2 separate regions of the Mus musculus genome follow, and region 2 is linked to region 1. The links are chromatin loops, found by intact Hi-C in ENCODE. Cell type or tissue: left cerebral cortex. All regions are shown on one strand. Each heading gives the region's core, and the rest is flanking DNA. Links, peaks and the distances in the headings are about the cores only.

What was found. Hi-C counts contacts between places; a loop is a spot of excess contacts. Peaks named below come from ENCODE experiments on the same cell type or tissue, not always from the same donor. Only the 100,000 strongest peaks of a DNase experiment are listed, where the experiment ranks them.
Region 2: it touches region 1 in a loop (5-fold over the local background); 3 of 42 quality-filtered maps call a loop at or near these places.

What each region holds. Positions count from the first base shown.
Region 1 is chr14:25,604,402-25,609,591 of GRCm38, forward strand. The region is part of intron 6 of Zmiz1 (zinc finger, MIZ-type containing 1); the gene reads left to right. Gm45915 (predicted gene, 45915) reads left to right here. Exons shown (of 1, transcript NM_001309430.1): 1 at 1-1,235. Among named protein-coding and RNA genes, the nearest start is that of Gm45915, 3.5 kb to the left of the region's middle. In left cerebral cortex, for the core only: no CTCF peak of the experiment used is centred there; DNase peaks (open chromatin) are centred at 1,924, 2,405, 2,997, 3,521 and 2 more places; H3K4me3 peaks cover 2,282 bases; H3K27ac peaks cover 2,315 bases.
Region 2 is chr14:25,664,232-25,669,421 of GRCm38, forward strand. Zmiz1 (zinc finger, MIZ-type containing 1) reads left to right here. Exons shown (of 24, transcript NM_001310666.1): 24 at 1-2,512. Among named protein-coding and RNA genes, the nearest start is that of Gm52102, 5.6 kb to the left of the region's middle. In left cerebral cortex, for the core only: a CTCF peak has its summit at 2,630 (motif pointing right); DNase peaks (open chromatin) are centred at 1,468 and 4,114; H3K27ac peaks cover 546 bases.

The sequences.
Region 1 (5,190 bases), core at 504-4,503:
CCACAGCACTGTATTTATTGGCGGCTCCTCTTCACTCAGGCCCACGACAGGAGTTCAGACCCCCGCGAGAAAAGCCACCCGCTATTGATCCTTAGTCAGGTCTCCGGAGCCTGGCAGACATTCATCAAGGAGCCACAGCATGGGGCTACAGCTCGCCCTTTCTTTCTTCTTCCTTTCTTCTACCCCCCAAGTCATTCCCCCCCCCCCCGGGGGGGGGGGTCCGAGGGAGGCGGGTGAGGGGGCTTGCCGAGGTCACTCCAAGAGCTGCAGAGCGTCTGGAAGTGGAGTCGCAGGATGCCTTTGTCTGCTGCCTCTTTTTGTAGATCCTTATCAAGGCAAGCACTGCGGGGTGGGGTGGGGTGGGGTGGGGTTGGCTGTGGGCCCCGGGCTTTTGAGCAAGTCTTTGGAAGTTAGAGATGTGGAACTTGGAGCGAGTCAGGGAAAGCCCTTCTAACGAAGATAGTGTGTGGAGTGCCGGCATTTCTGTAGACTCCAATACTAAAAAGAGGCTGCTAACCAAGAGGGCCTTGAGGGATTTGATTCCAGAGAAGAGAGCCTAGAAATTAGCAAGTGAAAGGGGCCAGTTTGGACTGATGAATGGGTGCTTGAAAACAATTTGTTTTCTTAAGTATGTAAATATGCTAGTGAAGAGTATTTACTTTTTGGGTTACCTTGGAAAACCCTGTATCTTGAATATTATTTCCATCCTCAGGGTCCCACTCAGGAGCTTCTGAAGTGGGTCCCGAGGAGAACTAAGAGGTAGGAGGACGAGGAGGCAAAACAACGGGAAGCTGTCTTTATAATTTCTAAAGGATTACCACCACCAAGTCCCTGCCCCTAAGGTGTAAACTTTGCTCAGTTCCAGCCTGAATGTTCACTCAACCTGCAGGAATGATCTTTCTTAATATATGTATTTCAAAATATATGTATATTTTATTTATATATGTATATTTCATGTATGAATATGTTTGCTTGCTTATATGTCCGTGTTCCACTTGTGTGTCTGGTGCCCTCGGACTAGAAGAGGGTGTTGAATTTCCCTAAACCTGGAGTTTCAGATGATTGTGAGCTGCCACATGGGTGCCAAGGAGAGAATTCTGGCCCTCTGCAAGAGCAAGAAACCTCTTTTAACCACTGAGCCATCTCTCCTGCCCCAGGACTATCTTTGTAAAGTTAGTTCTTTCTGCTACTGTGTGTGTAAGCCCTTGGCCACTGAACAGGCCCTATGAATCAGATGAGAATTGTAAACTGTCATTGTACAGAACTTTGGGAGGATGGGGTGTGGGTTCTAGTTATTTAGAGGCTTTCGTGCTTGGATTAATCGAAACTGAGCCCTGATATTGTTAAGTTAGCCTGACACCAGAAAGTAGGTCTTAGGGACGTGTGTGCTTCTGAAATGTGGGCCAAAGTGTCCTGCTCTGTCAGCTGGCTATGCTGAGCAGTGGGAAGGATGGGAGAGCCTTCATCTAGTTTCTTGGAGTCTCAAAACTCTGTGGTGGATGTTTGGAGGGGCAGGGTCTCAGTAAATATTCCAGTGGGTAAATGAATGTCCTCAAAGAAGCCATTATGCTACAGGAGATGAGAGTGAACCCCACCTGAAACGTGTGCACAGCAGAATGCAGTCAGTCTGTCCCTCAGCACTGCCTGGAGGTTGCTCCAGGAAGGAGAGGCCAATTAATTTCCTTTGCAGAAGCTGGTTCTTGGGCAAAAAGAAAAATCCAGTTATGAAGTAGAAATTAATCCATTTAGCCAGCTCCTGGGAGGGGAAAGCCCATGACAACTGCATTTCCAAATGCCATCCCAAAAGTGATATTTCAAGTGGCAGTGGGTGGGATTAGAGCCTGCTAACGACTTCTGTCAAACAAGGAGTAAGAGCCCAGTGTCTAGATAAGTGATTTGTCTTGCCACTTCTGTGGCCCGCAGCGAGGCAAGCAGAAACGCTGAGGGGCCAGTCAGGAAGGAGCTCATACTGGAGGGGCGTGTGAAGGAGGCTCACAAGAAGGAGCCTCCAAGGCAAAGGGGGTCAAGTCCCCAAGCTGGAGAGATCAGTGTGCAGATGCAGAGAATTTAAAGCCGCTCTTGGCTGTCTTTCTTGAGGGTGAGTGACCAGCCTTTCCTCCTCGACTAATTGAGGCAGTTAGGAGCTCATTCAAACAACTTTCACTGGTGAGTGGGCGGGTTTTGGGGGGAGTTTATAAAATAGTTTCTCCCTAGTGAGTGATCTAGGTGGATAGAACCCTCAAAGGAGGGAGGGGATCCGACCTCTTTGGGCTGGACAGCTAATGGGTTTCCAGGGGTGCCTATGGGGCAGAGGAGTGGGAGGGGCAAGCACGGGTCGCGCCCCTGCAACTACTGGCTGGAAGGAAGAGGCCGCGGCCACCACAGGATGCAGTGTCAGGAAGACGGCAGCACCGGGAGCAGGGGCGGGGCTGTGCACAGCAGCCGCCTCCGGCTTCCCTCCCGCCGCCGGCTGCGGGGCACAGGAACTCCCCGAAGTCAGGGAGGCAGAGTGTACGTGCGCCAGTTCACCTACCCTGGCCCGGGCGTTCCGAGAATCCCAGGGGCTACAGGGACCCCCTAAGCTGGGGGAGTAAGATGCCAAGCTGCTGATCTCCGTCCCCACTAACCCTTTCAGAAAGCCCTTTAAACCCAAGTTGCCACTGGATGTCCCCAGCCTGCCCCGCCCCTTAGCCTGCGGAGGCCACCCCGGCCCCGCTGCGGACCCTCATTAGCATGACCTCTTGAGAAGATTCGCTGGCGGGGGCGGGAGGCACCCGGAGTCAACCGCCGCCAGCGCCTTCCCTGAGGCCCCCTCGGGCGACAGCGCTCCAGGAGCCCACTCTCACAAGTGTTGCTTCCAATTAATTGCCGAGGCGGGGGGAGGGAGAGGGGCCTGGTCGCCGCCCCCGCCCGGAGGCTGGAGCTCCACTCGTCGGGTCGTGCGTTCGCTCTGGCGGCGGCGTGCACCAGCACCACCCCTGCGAGCAAGTTTGAAATGTGAGCTGCCTCAGATCCCTAGTCACCAGTCCCTCGCAGTGAAGTGGCTGGGCCGGCGGGCTGCGCACGCGAGTGAGTGCGGGCTGCGGGGCGGGGGTGCGGGCGCCAGGCTCGTGGGGCGGGGAGGGCTCCCCGGAGACGCCGAGACAGGGCCGTTCGCCTTTCATCGTCCTCCCGCGCTCCTCCTCCCTCCCCTCCCCCAGTCGCGGCGCGCCCGGCTTCCCCGAAGCCCCCGGCCCCACGCGGCGGCACGCAGGCTGGGTGGTCACGCCCGCGGGGTCTGTGAGCGCGGCGCAGCGCAGCGGGCCGTGGGAAGTTTCTCCTGCGCGCCCAGTGCGCCCCCGCCCCCCGCGCGCCCCCGGTTCCCATCCCCGTCCCCGAAGGGCTGTCGCTTGCGCCCGGGCGCGCGGCTGGTTGCCTCCTCGGCGGCGGCGGCCCCATTAGTGGAGCCTCCGCCTGTGATTGGCTTCGCCCGGGAAGCTGGAGACGGGCGATGAATAATTGATGTGTGCGGTGCGGTAGCCGGACAGCGGCGGCGGTGGCGGACGGCAGCGAGCGGGAGCGCGGGAGCCTGAGCGCCCTCGGAGGGGGCAGCGCGCAGCGAGCGGGCGCCGGAGCCGCCCGGGGCCCCCGCGCCGCCGCCGCTGCCGCCGCCCCGGCGCGGAGCGGGGATGCAGGCGGCGCCCGCTGCCTACTCTCAGCCTTTGTTCGGCGCCGGCTGATCCCTGCCCGGAGTCGCTCGCTGCGGTCGCCGCGGACTGGGCTTTAGCCTCCGGGGGCGCCAGGGCGGGACCGCGGACTGTGCAACTTCTAGGTGAGTGTGGGGCTGGAGGGGTCGGTGCGGGGCGCCCGCGGGCCGGGCCCCGGCTCCCTCCGGGGCGCAGGGGTGAGTGTGTGTGCATGTGTGTGACAGAGGAGAGCCAGTGCATTGTGGGTAGCACCGTGTGCTGCATGGTGTCAGCCTGAGGCTTGGCCGTAAGAGTGGCTTCAGCGTGTACACCAGGCCCATTTTGTTCACCCACAGAGGAGACCTTGGTTCCTCCTCTGGATGCGAGGGTGGGTGGGGGACCAGACAGATTGATCCCCACGCCTCTTTCCTAAAGGTGAAGTGCTGGTTCCCCAGCAGACATTTTACAAGGCTTCATCCCTGGTAGGCTTCCCTTTGCAAAAAATCAGAGCTAGCCCAGACCCTTTTGGTTAGAGGCAGTGGCTAAGGGGTTTAACTTAAAGCTACTCCTTTGTGAGAATGAATCCTTGATGCTGGAGAGACCTGGAGGCTTGTATGGCTCTAGGGCTCCCTTCCCAGAGGTGATGGGTGCACAGCAGAGTTCTGACAAGTGTTTACTGGAAAGGCGGCTGCTGCCGCTCCTGCTGCTGTTGCTCCTGCTGCTGCTGGTGATGGTGGGGGGTGACTGGCATCAGGCTGTATCCGGCTGTGAGGAAGACCTTGTAGAGAGGTTCTCAGAACACTGCAAGGGCTAAGCAAGAAGCAGCTGCCAGAGGTCCCCAGCATTTGGCTTTAGTGTTGGTAACCAGTGCATAGATAAGTCCCAGTTCCTGGTTCACCTGGAAGCCAGCTGCAGTAAGACTAGGAGGGCAGATAGGGTTCCTTAGACGGGCTTTGGGAGAGCATCAGGTCTTACAGTGTGGCCGAGGCATAGTGTGCACTTGACCATTAGGCTTAACTACCAGTGAGCCTGGGCATAGCAGGTGATTTTCTAAGAGGGAGGTTTTGTGAAGCAGCTGCCAAAGTATTGGTACCAGTGTTTCTCAACAGTCCATCCTTACGTGTGGGCTAGAAATCAGACCAAGGAGTGCACAAGGCCATGTCACCAGGAAACCTGGATGGTGTACAGGGAGAGTCCTCCATTTCAGGGGCTCCGGATCCAAAGCTCATCTCCCACTGTACAGTGTATGGAGATTAAGGTCTATATGGCTTATAATATATATATATATATATGTGTGTATATATATATATATATATATATATATATATATATATATATATATATATATATATCTTAACCAGGCAGTGACTACCCTGTAAGTAGCTGGAATCAAGTCCCTTCAGGGCTATTTTTACCCCAAACTTCCTTAGTGAGAAACCACCAAACGGCGAAGCTTTGGTGAGAATCTGAGTCTGTACCGGAAACAACCGCCTGCACAGAGTTTGAGACTTGCTTCCTCAGGCTG
Region 2 (5,190 bases), core at 667-4,666, 60 kb after region 1:
GTCTCCAGCCCAGACCTTTGCTGGGTGCACCAGAGCATCTCAGCAGGCAGGCATTTTGTGGCATTTATGGCCTGTCACTCCCTGTATTTCTCCCTCCATCCAGAGCTCGCTCCACACTCCTGCTCACCCAGCAAGTGCAGCCTCTGGCCCTCCTCTGCTTTTTCACTCCATCCAGCTTAGAGTCCCCTGCTGGCTTGTCACTCGCCTGCTTTGTGCCAGGCTGGTCTGTGTCCCCCTGAGCCTCATGGCCTACGGTGATGCCTGTGGTGATGCCAGGTTGTCCGCTCACATGAGTCCCATCTGTAAATTCTTTGCTCCCTTCTCCGATGCTGCCACCCAAGGCCTTCTCCTGCCTCCTGTCCACTGCCAGCGTCCTCATTTGTCATCGGTCATTAGCCTCCCTCTGTGCTCCCTGGCACTCTTAATATAGATTGAACCAGAAAGGTGACCCCTAGCTGTTGACTTATTGTCACCCTAAAAAAAAAAAAGGCACAAGGAAAGCTGCCACCTCCCCACCCCTCCTCTTCCTTTGTCCTGTTGTTAAGGTTTTTTCAAGCAGTGTGTTCAGTATGCAAATCAATTATTTTAAGAATCGCTTTTGTAAATATCTTTGTGAATATTTTAGTATTGTCTTTGATAATATTCAACATTTTCATGACCTGGTTATAGCCTTTGCTGGTGTTTTTAAAATATCTTGACTCAGTGACAAAACCCGAGTCCTTTTTTAAAAAAACAAAAACAAACAACAAAAACAAACAAAAACCAACCAGGGCTATTTGTACAGATGAGAGAGGAGCAGAAGAGGCGGCTGTGCTCGAGTTGAGAGACCAGGCAACCCACTGTTGAGAACCACTCTCAGTCAGCTGGTAGGGACATTACACCAGGTACCCCGTGGCTATCCCTACCCAGTGTCGGTGGCCCGGCACAGGGCCGTGCTCTGTCGGACTGTACGGATTGTTCAGCTTCAGACTGACAAATGCCTTTCTCACAAGTTCCTGCTTCTTGCCGTGATACTGTGCCCCAGAACAGCCTGGGGTCCCTGCTAGTTCCTGTCAAGGCATGCCCAGGTTCTCCACAGCTTTCCAGTGCAAAAGGCCTAGACACTCCCAGTAGCCCAGCCTCTCTGGTCATCTCTCCGTTCACACCCGAGGCTACACCTGAGGCTGATTTCCTAAGGCTCCCTCCCAGGCAAGTGCCCACCAGCAAGTTCACCACAGAGCCTGAAGCCCACACTCCGGAAATGTCTCCTTCCAGAGAAATGTTGGAGCCGATCCAGGGTTTGAGAGAGCTACAAAGACATCGGGGGCTGGAGCCATGCCTTGGTAGTGACAGACGCAGGTAAAGGTGACATCCATAAACAGAGGCAGGCCTAGGCTCTGGAAAGATCCTCAGTCCTTTCTTACAACAACTTGGAGCCATAGTAACCTCCGAAATGAGGTCTCAGCAAGCCACTTTACCACAACGAGCAACCCACCCATAGGCACGTACCAGCCGCCACTCAGCTAAGCGGCTGGGCTGGGAGAGAGCATGCGCAGATGGGAAAGGCCCCGCCCCCCGCACAGGCGATCACCCTCATCTTCTTGGTTTGAAGCTTTATTCATGTCTCACGTATCCTGTAGCCATTTTATTTTTTAAAAGATTCCTAACACTTTCTCCCTAACGGAAGCCCTAAATCCCAGAGAGCTACAGGTCTGCTCCCCATGGGCCCTCGGGCCTGACCAATCCAGACGAGGCAGAGAGCAGCAGCGACTCAAGGGCCGTGTGTACATATGTAAATGAGAAATAGACATGTCAACAAGATACATTCATTTCTCCCGGAATGTGTATTGTTTTTATTTTACAAAACAGAGAAACAACAAAAGGCTTGGAACTCCTTCATTCTACGTGGAATACTAGATCCCGTTTGTTAGCCTTCGTGACTCCGTCCTTGTCTCCTGTAATATACTGACCCTGTGTGCAGAGGCGTTTTTGTTCCCTTTTGTTTTTATTTTTACCTACATGTACTATTTACCTTCTGTGTCCTGGCCCTGCCACCTGTGTATTTTTAGGGTGCTATGGAAACAATGAAGAGAAACGGGGATTTCAGAAGAAAATTGTAACCAAATTCATATACTTTGTATAAGTTTTTGATATCATGATCACAGGTGATTCACACGTACACACATCCACACCCACACGTGCAGCCTGAAGTGACGTCCACAGAACCCGCCCTTGTCTTTGTACATCGTATGTACACTGCAATCATTTCATACTTTTGACTGGTCAGAAAAAAAAAACTAATTGTGATTTCTAGTCTTGCAAAGCTGTATGCAGTTAGATGATGTGACCTCTAATATTTATCTAATAAATATGTATTCAGATGAAACCTGTATATTAGGTGTTCATGTGGTTATTTTGTATTTAAAGATCAAATTATTTGATTATTGCTAGACATTTCTATACTCTGTTGTAACACTGAGGTATCTCATTTGCTCATGTTAATTTTTTTCTAAATAAATGGACAAAAAATGAAGGTTCTGGTGAGTTAGCTGTTTTATGGGTGTTAAGGACTGGTCTGAGGGAATGGCCTTTGGTGTTTTGTTTTGTTTTAAGATTTATTAAGTTTACAGCATTCTGCCTGCACATATGCCTTAAGGCCAGAAGAGGGCACCAGATCTCATTATAGATGTTTGTGAGCCACCATGTGGTTGCTGGGACTTGAACTGAGGACCTCTGGAAGAGCAGACAGTGCTCTTAACTTCTGAGCCCTCTCTCCAGGCTTTGGTTTTTAAACCACCACCCTATCCTGCTGGTCTGTGCACACACAGAAACAATGGAGTGGTCTGGGTGTTGATGTGGAAGAATTCTGCCCTGGTGTCCCCAGATGAGATCCTGAAACCCATGTGACTGTGAATAGCTCTGGGCATCTGTCCCTCTTGGTGAGGAGCGATATCTCTTGTTGATGGCTTGTGGGACAAAGTTTTGTGATGACTGGCTAAATATAGGACCCTCAACAGGACCAAGTCCTGAAGGGGAGCTGAGTCCTTAGGCCATCTGTGACTCAGGCTAATAGCCTTTGCTGAGCCTCTGACAGACTAGGAACAGGAGCCTGTCCGTGTCAAATCAGGTTCTGTCCACAGCATCTAGACACAGCCATAGTCCATAAATGCCTTAACAACTGCTCTCCTTGCAGGCTATGCAGCGCTGTCTATGGCCACCTGGCTTCTGCCCTGCTGCTTCCCTGCTCTGTTCCCAGCCAAGCTTGAGTTTACCATGTGACTGCATTTTATATAGGTTCGATCCTCAAGCCTCAATTCTAACACCCAGCACAGACTATTTTTGTGTGTCCAGTTTAAGTTTTTGGGAAGTAGATCAGATTGTCAGGACCAGTAGCCAACAGTGCTCTTCCTTCACACAGCCTGACCATTGAGCAAGAAAAGCAAACATGGCCCCCTTAGCAGTCCCTCAGCAAGGACTACAAACGTCAGCTTAGCAGGCTCCCCAATACTGACTGTGTGGAAAGGGAAGATTAGACACACCTGGAGTGGATTGGGTGGGTGTGCACCAGAGCCAGCTAGGCTGAAGGGCTGCCTATGGGGCCTGGGCACTGAGAAGTACTACCTCCAAGGAAGGCAGGAACTGATAAGGAGGCCACAGTTTCTTGTTTGAATGGGAGATGGCGGTGAGAAGAGAAAGATTCACATTTTAAAAACGAGAGCCTGGTGGCTGCTAAGCTGCAGCCACTGTCTTCTGCCAACATCTTGCAGCCTTGTCCTCAAGCAGCCTGAGATGCTAGGAGAGCTTCCTGGGCATAAGAAGGGCAACCCCCACTCCATGTTGCCTTACAGCAGTGACTTTACAATGGGCAGAGAAATTCATGTGTAGAGGCATAACCAGACCCTTTAAACCAAACAAATAAACAAGACAGAAAATAATAGGAAGGTCCTCTCCAGGGAAAGGATGTCAGACAGCTATCAAGGTGAGAATGGGGGTATATGTGTGCTTGCTGGGTCAGTTCTTGTGGATTGTGGTTAAAAGCAAAACTTCTGCGCACCGTTGCCTTCAAGGCAAGAAGTGAACAGAGTGGGAGTCAGACTTCTCTAGAAAGACAAGACTCGCCATTTTTAGCTTCACTCCCTGTTGTCAGAGATACACAGGCCTGTGGCTTACCCGAGCCCACGTGGCAGCTTTGGCCCAGCTCATGCCTGCTGAGACAGGCAGCTTTCTTCTGGAATAGAGGGCCTAACTGTGAGATGGGCAAAGCCACCTAAAGCTAAGCAAGGCTGAACGCCACCCCCAACACAGACAAGAAGAATAAGTCTAATGGGAGAAGGCGAAAAGTACAGTCTCAAAGCAACTGGGGCTCGGCTTCCATTCCTCCCGTGGCCATCTCCACACACCTAGTTCTAGAGTGGTTTTGTTTTGTTTTGGATAGACATAATGTAGCCCTGGCTGGCCTGAACGCTCTAGGTAGATCAGGCTGGCCTCAAGTTCACAGAGATCCTCCTGCTTCTGCCTCTTGAGTATGGGGATTAAGGACTTTGGCCTCCACACTTGGCCTGGTGAGACGTTTTAAAAATGATTTTATGTATCTAAGTGTTTGCCTGCATACATGTGTGTGGACCTGTCGTTCCTGAAAGCCAGAAAAGTGCCTTGGATCCCCTGGAACTGGAGTTACAGACAGTTGTAAGCCACCTTGTGAGTGCCAGGAATTGAACCCACGTCCTCTGCAAGAGCGGCAAGTACTCCCAACCACTGAGCCATCTCTTCACTGAGCCCACGGTAAGACCTTCTTTAATGTGACCCACCCATCCTCCTGTTGGGATCCCACCAGGTACAGTAAAGTCACCCTCAACAGACAGGGACTATCTGGAAGGTCGCTCTCTTCGTTCTCCCACCTCCACCTAGCAGCCCACATTTAGCAACTGACTTCCAGAAAGATCCACAGAGCAACCGCTCAGCGGGGTGAGATCAGTCCTCCAACAGGCCCTCCTGAGAGAACTCCAGCAGCGTCCTGTGCCGGCTCCTCTCTTCTCTGCCTAGTCTGTCTTCCCCCTAGGTCTCTCTGTTTCTTCCCACGGACACCTGTAGGGAGGGAGGAGAGCTCTGAATGAACATGCATGATTTTACATGAGACAGCAATGTCATGGGGGAAGTAGTAGCCAACCCTTTTCCCTGAGTCAGGTTTGGAAAGGCAAAGGCTCCTTCTGT